Linked DNA regions of Homo sapiens: region 2 is linked to region 1. Evidence: read pairs that join two places in POLR2A ChIA-PET (ENCODE). Cell type or tissue: OCI-LY7. All regions are shown on one strand. Links, peaks and the distances in the headings refer to the core of each region. The heading gives the core; the rest is flanking DNA.

What was found. ChIA-PET counts read pairs that join two places held together with the same protein. Peaks named below come from ENCODE experiments on the same cell type or tissue, not always from the same donor. Only the 100,000 strongest peaks of a DNase experiment are listed, where the experiment ranks them.
Region 2: POLR2A ChIA-PET joins it to region 1 with 17 read pairs; 4 of 35 experiments call an interaction of 5 or more read pairs at or near these places.

What each region holds. Positions count from the first base shown.
Region 1 is chr5:136,034,906-136,040,266 of GRCh38, forward strand. The region is part of intron 2 of TGFBI (transforming growth factor beta induced); the gene reads left to right. Among named protein-coding and RNA genes, the nearest start is that of TGFBI, 8.6 kb to the left of the region's middle. RefSeq lists an enhancer at 2,520-2,569. In OCI-LY7, for the core only: no CTCF peak of the experiment used is centred there; DNase peaks (open chromatin) are centred at 2,216 and 2,546; H3K4me3 peaks cover 1,394 bases; H3K27ac peaks cover 2,523 bases.
Region 2 is chr5:136,161,921-136,166,494 of GRCh38, forward strand. SMAD5 (SMAD family member 5) reads left to right here. Exons shown (of 8, transcript NM_005903.7): 5 at 1,352-1,471. Among named protein-coding and RNA genes, the nearest start is that of SMIM32, 29 kb to the right of the region's middle. In OCI-LY7, for the core only: a CTCF peak has its summit at 1,509 (motif pointing right); DNase peaks (open chromatin) are centred at 2,001, 2,501 and 3,351; H3K4me3 peaks cover 3,948 bases; H3K27ac peaks cover 4,000 bases.

The DNA of each region.
Region 1 (5,361 bases), core at 644-4,643:
GGATTTTTAAGTTTATTGTTGTGACATTGCTTTTGAGCAGACATCTCCTCCAATTTAATAGCCAACTGAAAGAAGAGAAAATGCTCTTTCCTTAAACTGTATGTGGAAATAAATATTCCAATGTGTGACCCTGATTATGTTAGGCAATTAGCAATCCTAATATGAATTGAGGGAAGTTGGGATTCATGGCACAGCTGGGGAGATACCAGCAGTCCCTGGGAGCCTGTCCAGGGCAGGTCCATGGCAGCTTGCTCCATGCCTGATTGACAGCCCAGCCTGCAAGCTAAAAGTTGAGTGAGCTAGGAGGACACACTGCCAAGATTCAGCTAACAGACACCCAGCGATATTCTTGCTGCTATGAACAAAAGGAGACTATGCAAATTATACACCACCCATTCTTCCAGGATGCCTGACTTAAAAAATAAGAAAAAAGATGGGCCGGGCACAGTGGCTCACGCCTGTAATCCCAACACTTTGGGAGGCCGAGGTGGGCGGATCACAAGGTCAGGAGACAGAGACCATCCTGGCTAACATGGTGAAACCCCGTCTCTACTAAAAAAATACAAAAATATTAGCGGGCGTGGTGGCGGGCACCTGTAGTCCCAGCTACTCGGGAGGCTGAGGCAGGAGAATGGCGTGAACCTGGGAGGCGGAGCTTGCAGTGAGCCAAGATCGTGCCACTGCAGTCCAGCCTGGGTGACAGAGTGAGACACCGTCTCAAAAAAAAAAAAAAAAAAAGAAAAGAAAACCTTTAGTACTGATTGATTTTTTCCCATGTGTGTATATTATCTACTCAAATTAACAATTAATTACTTAATTAAACACAAAGCCAGGCCTCACCTAATTGCTTCTTGGAAGGTGACCAGAGTGCTAGTGCCAAGCAAACAACTCTTCTATATCTCAAGAGCCCTGGGCTTCAGAGGGCCATCTTTTTTGTTAATTCAAGTTTCTCTGAAAATGGAGACCCGTTTATGATGACAAGCTGGCTACAGGGTAGCATCTGCCACACTGTTTCGGGGGTGCCGCTGGGCTGAAGCATTTGCCCAGCTAGTTAACAATAGCTCGATAACATTCCCTATCAGTGTCCAGGCTGAGAATACTGTCAGTGATGAGTCGCCTTGGCTCTTGTACCTGTATCTTTGTGTGCCAGGACAAGGCACAAGCAACAGAGCTGTGTGTTGCCAAAATGTTCCTGATGAGCAGGTCAACCCCTCGGGGGCAGGTTTGGATATGATAATGTGGTGATGTGGTGGCGCAGCTCCCTTACCCAGTGAGCACAAGGGGAGTCCTCTAGGAAAAGGAAGAAATGTCTGGATGAGGTGGGGAGATGGGGTTCAGAGTGGACTCAGGCAAAGCCCGATGCCCAGTCCCAGCTGTTGGCCTAGTCTCACAAAGCCAGAAGGATATGACATTTACATTCAACTCTTGAATTTGTGGCCACTGCTTTGGGCAACTTCAAAGAGAGAAAATGAAGATAGAAAAATATTATTTGATATAAAACTTCTAGGACAAGAGAGGCCCTTCCTGGAACATTACATGTAGTATTAGGAAGGTGGAGCTGCCCTGGAAAAGATCCAGAGAACTCAGAGAGAGGAAGAGGTGGAACCCATCTCTGTTCTTGTAGAGAGCTCAGTAAGAGTGGCTTGGCAGGGCTCCTGTGTACCTGAGACCAAGACCAGTGAGGAGGCTACTGTCTGACCACCATACGGTCAGAATTCAGTGCCATGGGTGGTCAGGTGGGAAGGGGAGAGGACTGTGCTGGCTGGAGTTGATGTTATCCTGGGGAAAGTAGGTCCCTAGATGCCTTTAGTTGAGTGAGGAGCAGACTGGGAAATGGGAGCACAGTAGTGGTTGGGGCAAAAAGGACTGTCTCTGCATGAGGTCCATAGGCAGTTGGAATTTTCTCAGCAAGACTCCAGAGAAGGAGGCTGGAGCAGAGGTGTATGTTGGGATGAAAAGGAGTAAAGTATCATGGGGGAGGAGGCAGCTCAGGTTGTCAAGGGTCAAGAAACCAGAAGGAGAATTTCACCTTGGAAGCAGACAACGGGTACCAAGCATACAGGGGAATACTTTGTGGTGAGAGGTCACACAGAGATACAGGAGCCGACCTGGTGAGACAGGAGCCTGGAGCCACCTGCCTGCTTTTGTGAGGCCCCAGACTCCACTGCTATCATCAGGTGAAGCTCTGTTGCCTGCACACAAAAGCTTTTCTGCATTTACAAAGAGAGAAGGGCCTGAGTTTCTGGTGCAATGCGTCAAGCTGACATATGGACTTTATTACAGGAAGTGGTTACCAGTGGGTCCCTATTTAGTGGCTGTTATTGTGAATTTTATTGTTCGGAAATTCACTTTAGCATTTATTTCAGATCCTAAATAGCACCGGAGTGATACAATGGCTAATCAAACAAAGAGGGCTGTGGGGAGCAGACAGTCAGCATCCCCCTCTGTGATTTCAGGCCCTGGTTTGATTAGTAGCCATAAAATTTTTTACGTGTGGCACTTTGAGCAAAGGTGCAGGAAATTGTGGTCAGGAAGCCTGGCTGCCTCTCGACAGGCTTCCTTTGTGCTAGCCCCAGGGAGAGGAGGCCTATTTAACAGCCAAGTCCAAGTTGACATCATGGGACTGGAATAGTCATAGCAGGAGCTCAGACATCATAAACGTGGCATAGGGAGGGCTGGTGGAGGAGCTAGCGGGTATGGGTGGCAGCTATTCATTCCAAAAGTCTTGAAATTGTTTCACGAGCAACACATTTCACAAGTGCGAAGCCCTTCTCTGGAGCCAAGATGAGCTGGCAGAGCACTCCTGTTTCTCTAGTAGCAAGTGTTCCTTTGCCCAGGGGCAAAAATATTAATACTCCTTCAGCACTGCATTAATGCTTAAAGATTTAACTTTTAAAGAGATCAGCTGGTGCATGGTCGAGCTTTTCCATCAGCTGGCAGGGCTTTTTCAGTAGGTGTCCTTCTGGGCAGGGCACTGGGGACAGCTGACGTGAAGGTGAAGAAGAGCTGTCGTTTTCCTCCCTTATATCCCACAACCTTGGTCCCAAGAGGAAAAAAAAGAAGATGGTGAGAAGTCATCCAAGCAGACCCCAGACCCATACTAGTGCCTCCTTTCCTGTTTCATATCCCTGTGCAGCCAGCTGGGATCTCTTGAATAATCTGCTCTGGGGGCACTGAGATTGGACATACACCAAACAGCGGAGATCGACCAAACGCCTCTGTTGGGCAGTGTTTCCTGAGGGTTCTGTCCCATTCTGTAAACTAGGAGGCTGACTAGCTGACAAGGAATTTTATTCTGTTGGGTATTTACATGAACCTATGTGCCACCTGGGGTAAGACCCTGTGGTAGGTAGAAACATGACTTCCCAAAAATGTCCACATCCTAATCTCTAATTCTGTAAATATATTCCCTTACTGGAAAAAGAGACTTTGCAGGTGTGATTAAATTAAGGATCATAAGAGGGAGAGATTATCCAGGATTATTTGATGAGTCTAATATAATCATCAGGGTACTTAAAAGAGGGAGGCAGGCTGTGCCTGGTGGTTCACGCCTTTAATCCCAGCACTTTGGGAGACTGAGGCGAGCGGGTCACGAGGACAGGAGTTGGAGACCAGCCTGACCAACATGGTGAAACTCCCCCTCTAGTAAAAAAAAAAATACAAAAATTAGCCAGGCATGGTGGTACACACCTGTAATCCCAGCTACTCAGGAGGCTGAGGCGGGAGAATTGCTTGAACCCAGGAGGCAGAGGTTGTGGTGAGCTGAGATCGCACCACTGCCCTCCAGCCTGGGCAACAGAGCAAGACTCCATCTCAAAAAAAAAAAAAGAGGGAGGCAGTGGGATCAGAGTCAGAGAAGGCAACGTGATGATGAAAGCTGACATTTGAGTGATGCAACCACAAGCCAAGGAATGCAGGCAGCTTCTCAAAGCTGGAAAGGACGAGCAATGGATTCTTCCCTACAGCCTCTGTGAGGAATGCAGCCTTTGATTTTAACCCCATAAGGCCGATTTCTGACTCTAGCCTCTGGAATTGTAAGATAATTTGCATGATCTCAAGCCACTAAATTTGTGGTAATTTGTCACAGAAAGCAATGGGAAGCCAACACAGGCCTTATTTGTTGACTTATAGATGCATTTTTCTTTATTTCAATGTACTTTTATCAATGGTCTCATGTAGGGTATTGCTTTCAATGAAGATATTAACATAGTTTCAACTTTAAGGTTTATATCTGGAGTTTCTTTAGAAGCTTCACAACTGACCACTTAGTAAACAGTAAGCATCTGTTAAGTGCTTCTCATATGTAAGTTCATTCAATTCTCACAATCACACTATAAGATAAATATGATTATTAGCCCATTTACAGATGAGGAGACAGGCTCAAAAGACTTTTATGCAACCTGGTCAAAGTCATTCACTGGTAAGCTGAGGAGGTCTGTCCACTTCCTTTTGCTGCCCCCAGGGGGTATCAAGCCTGGCAGTTAGTGTCAGCGACTTAGGAGGTGAACAAGTGAGCAGGCCTGTAGGACCTGGCTAAACTGCCCCAGGTCTCTGTCTACAGCCTCAAACCTGTGGCTGTGGGTCCCAGAGACAAGGCCTCCTCAGCATCAGAGAAGGATGCCTTTGTCTCAGGGTCATCAACCTTCTCCAGGTTGCTCACCCCCTGCTGTAAAGGGGATCCCCAAGACCGCTCATCAGACAAGGAGCTTGGGAACTGAGGAGACACAGTCAGCCTCCAGGAGTGCCCAAAATGCCCTCACATGCTGCATACAGATTGCCACAAATAAAGTACATCCACATTCTGAAGACTCTGTCCTCATCACCAACCAGGCTGGCCCCTGGTGAGGGCTGTAGTGGTTGAGGCCTTTGTTGGTAGACAGTAGGTTAAAGCAAGCCATGATTTTCTATTGGGAGGCTTCAGAATCAGCTCAGCTGTGTTTCCAAGACCAGGAGGGCAGAAAGCAAACCATCCCAGGCAAGCAGTCCATGGGCCATGTCAGATGTCTAGACGTTATGGGTCTGTGTTTGCTCTGCCATTCCTCTCGGAAACTATGATGCCCTGTATGGTTTACCTTCAGTCACAGGTGACTGGCCTACAGGGCCATTCCTTGTTCCAACGACTTCTCGAGTATAATTAATCCCCAGGCATTTACGGCCAGAGCAGCCGGCCAAATCCGTGAAGTGCAGTGGTTGTTTTAAATTATATTAACTTCTTGGAAACTTATTTTAGGGAGAGAAAACTCAGTACTTCTCTCTATCCAATCTTGAGTAAAAATGTTAGAAGGGACTGGTGGAGAGCCTCCCAGACATCCCTACACATAGACTTTGGGTTGACATTATCTCTTTGCACCTTCCTTGAAA
Region 2 (4,574 bases), core at 1-4,000, 130 kb after region 1:
TATTTCTGGTCACAAAAATATCACTAAATTTATAAATAAAGACCCAAGACTCTTCTAATATTAAACATTGAAATAAATGTGAGCTGTGCATATCTTTAAGAAAGATCAATAAAAACAAGACTGTTATTTACTTAATTATTCTAATTCATGGTCATGGGTAGCCAGAGCACATTCCAGCAACTCAGGGCACAAGGTGGAAACCAATCCTGAATGGGACGTGATTAAATCACAGAGTGCACTCACACACACCCCGGCACTCACACTGGGACTGTTTAGACATGCATGCCAGTTCATCTGATGTGCACATCTTTGGGATGTGAGAGGAAACTCGGGTAACCAGAGAAAACTCAAACAAACATGGGGAGAATGTTCAGACTCACACAGACGTGGCCCTGGCTGGGAATGGATTTTTTTTCTCATCAGCATCATAACAAAATGATGCTGAACAAAACACCATTGAACAAAACATTATTCAAGGACCTACAGTATATTCTTTGTGATTTCTCTACTGCAGCAAAATATCAATTGGTATAGTTTTTTCTTTTGAAGAGAAATTAAGTGCCAGCTGTTTAACTTGCTATTAGGAATTTGCTCAAAAACAAATTTTCATAGTTTGTCTTAGATTCAGTGCTAATTGTAGTTCTGTCTCAAAATACATCCTGTACAAAACATTGGGATGAAAGACAAATTCGGTTCTTATTTATAATTACTGAGACAAAAAAGTATAGCTGTAGCTTTTGCAAAATTTTCAACTATGAGTGTTGAAACTCAAAGATTTTCTAGTTAACATTTAGTTTCCTAAGTGAATTACCTAACCATTTAATAGGACACAACAGCCATATTTGGATGTTGCACAAGCGTTAGACAATTGCTGTTAGTGTTGATGGCAAATTTTGAAGGGACATAGTTTTACTTTCCAGTTTTAAATGACAGTATACAGTATGTGCTGATCTTAATAATTTAAAAGTGTCTCTGTAGTAGATATATACCCAAATGAGGAAAATCTGTACTTCAGATTGATATGTAATAGCTGTAGTTTCTCTGAACACATAAAAATAAAGGCAAAATTCTTGACCTTGAATTCTGTTTCAGTGAATTTTAGGACTGATCCTTGTATCCTGGATTACCAGGGATCTGGGCTAAATAAATGTGGATTTGTAGTAGGTTTTCAATTGCCATTAGGTGTGCTGTCTGTTCTCCTTTTCCCTTGCCCTAGGATAGTATCCTACATTTTTTTGTGTGTGATGTTCAGTAATGAAGCTTGCTGGTAATCTTAAGAATTTTCTAAAGCTTTTAGAGTAATAATTTTGAGCAGAATGAAGATTTTAATTATTATTTTTTTTCCTCTTAGCTGATACGCCTCCTCCTGCCTATATGCCACCTGATGATCAGATGGGTCAAGATAATTCCCAGCCTATGGATACAAGCAATAATATGATTCCTCAGATTATGCCCAGTATATCCAGCAGGGGTAAGAGAAGTACTCACTTCATTTATTTTATAGTAGTAGTTGTTTTTAACTTATTGGCTACTTTTTTAAAAACAGCTTTATTGAGGTATAATTTATATGCTATAAAATTTTTTTGTTTTAAGTGTATGATTCAAAGATTTTGGTAAATACACCAAGTTTTGCACCACAGTCTAGGTTTAGAATATTTCCCTAACTCTTTAAAAAGGTTTCTCTGCGTATTTGCAGTCTATCCTCACTCCTATCCTCAGCTCCACATACCCTCTAATCTGTTTTCTGTACCTGTAGATTTTATCTTTTCTGAACATTTTATATAATTGGAATCATGTAATAATGTAGTCTTCTTTCACTTAGCATGTTTTTTCAAGGTTCATCCGTGTTGTAGCATGTATCAATAGTTTGTTCCTTTTTATTGCTTAACAGTACTCCTTTATATAAATATATCACATTTATTCACCAGTCAGTGGGCATTTGAATTGTTTCCGTATTTTGATTATTATAAACATTTGCAGCTGGGCTCAGTGGCTCACGCCTGTAATCGTAGCACTTTGGGAGGCCAAGGCGGGTGGATCCCTTGAGATCTGGAGTTCAAAACCCCAGCCTGGCCAATATGGTGAAACCCCGTCTCTACTAAAAATACAATAAAAATAAAAAATTACCTGGGTGTGGTGGCAGATGCCTGTAATCCCAGCTACTCTGGAGGCTGAGACAGGAGAATCACTTGAACCCAGGAGGCTGAGGTTGCAGTGAGCTGAGAGTGGAGTGCCACTGCACTCCAGTCTGAGCAACAGAGCGAGGCTCCATCTCAAAAAAACAAACAAAAATCGCATGTAAGTCTTTTTGTGGATATTGTTTTATTTCTCTTGGATAGATATCTAGGAGTGCAATTGCTGAATAACATGGTAAGTTTAACTACTTAAGAAAACTATAAAACTTCTCTGAAGCGGCAGTACCATTTTACATTCTCACCAGCAAAGTATGAGGGTTCTATTTTCTCTGCATCCTCCTAACACCTGTTATTGTCTGGCTTTTTAATTATAGCCATTCTAGTGGGTGTAAAGTGCTTATTGTGGTTTTAATTTGCATTTCTCTAATGAGCAATGATGAGCATTTTTTAAATGTACTTGTTGGCCATTTATATATCTTCTTTGATGTGTTTATTTTAAATCTTTTGCCCATTGGGTTGTCTTACTGAGTTGTAAGAATTTTTTGTATATTCTGGATATGAATCCTTTATCAGATATATGATTTGCAAATATTTTCTCTCAGTCTGTGGATTTCTTTTCATTTTCTTAATGACGTCTTTTTGAGGGTAATAGCTTTAAATTTTGATGAAATCCATTTTGTCAGTTTTTTCATTTCTAGATTATGCTTTTGGTGTTGAATTCAAGAAATTTTTGTCTATCCCAAGGTCATGAAAATATTATTTTATGTTTTATTTTAGAAGTTCTATAGTTTTAGCTCTTATATTAGGTCAGTGGTTCCTTTTGAGTTAAGTTTGTATGTGGTATATGGTAAATGTCTACATTAAGTTTTTTGCATATAGAAATCCAGTTGGCTTTGCCATTTGTTGAAAAGAGTATCATTTCTTTGTTGAATTAACATCTTTGTCAGAAATCAATTGACTGTAAATGCCAGGGTTTATTTCAGGACTCTGTTGGCTTACATATCTATACCTCATAGTCTTGATTGCTAAAGCTTTCCTATAAAGGTTTTTCCCCCTATTTTTTTGTTGTTTTGTTTTATTTTTAATTTTTAAATTATTTATTTATTTTAGAGACAGAGTCTTGCTCTGTCATGTCCAGACTGGAGTGCAGTGGCGTGATCATAGCTCACTGGAGCCTCAGACTCCTGGGCTGAAGTGCTCCTCCACCTTAGCATCCTGAGTAGCTGGGACTACAGGCATGCATCACCATGCTTGGCCAATTTTTTTGTTGTTGTTGAGATGGAGTCTTACAGTGTTGCCCAGGCTGGCCCTGTTTTTTTTTGTTTGTTTGTTTGTTTTTTTATGGCAAACTATATATAACATAAATTTTACCATCTTAACTATTTTTAAGTGTACAGTTCAGTGGCATTAAATCCATTTATAATGTTGTGTGACCATCACCACCATCCATTTCTATAGCTCTTTTCACCTTGTAGTATTGAAACTATACCTGTTAAATAAAAATTTCCTATTCTCCTTTTCCCCCAGCCCTTGGCAACCACCACTCTGCTTTCTAATCTCTATGATTTTGACCACTCTAAGTACTTCATATAAATGGAATCATACAATTTTTTTTTTTTTTTTTTTTTTTTTTTTTTTTTTTTTGTGACTGGCTTATTTTTCCTCAGGGCACATCCATATTGTAGCAATGTCAGAATTTCATTTCTTTTTAAGGTTGAGTAATATTCCGTTGTATGTATATACCAAATTTTGTTTATCTATTCATCCATTGATAGACACTTGGATTGCTTTCACTTTTTTGGCTATTGTGAATAATACTACTGTGGACATGGGCGTACACATATCTCTTCGAGATCCTGCTTTCATTTCTTTTGAGTATATACCAGAAGTACAATTACTGGATTACATGGTAATTATATTTATACTTTTTTGAGGAACAGCCATACTGTTTTCCACAGTGGATGTACCATTTTATATTCTCAGCAACAGTGCACACGGATTCCATATTCTTCACATCCTCACCAGCACTTGTTTTCTATTTTTTAGATATTGACCATTTTAATGGGTATGAAGAGATATCTCACTGTGGGTTGTTCTGTATTTTTTTTATCTTTTTTTTTTTTTGGATAATTGACAAATGAAAAATTGTATATCTTTATGGTGTCATTGTGGCTTTAATGCCACTTTGGTTTGAGACCTTAACCTCCTTAGTTTGTCCCAAGTTTAGAAATATGTACTGCTATTTTATACGTTTCTTAAAACAATGTGTTTTTATGTGTTTTCTATGTTTGTGATAATACTGAATGTGTGTTATATTGAGTGCTCTGTATTCCTAAGAGCAGTTAAATTTCCAGACCCCTAATAGTTTTGTTAATGTTTCTATAATGTCTAGAATTTATCAAGAAATCTCATTATATTAATTTGCCTATAATTTAAAAT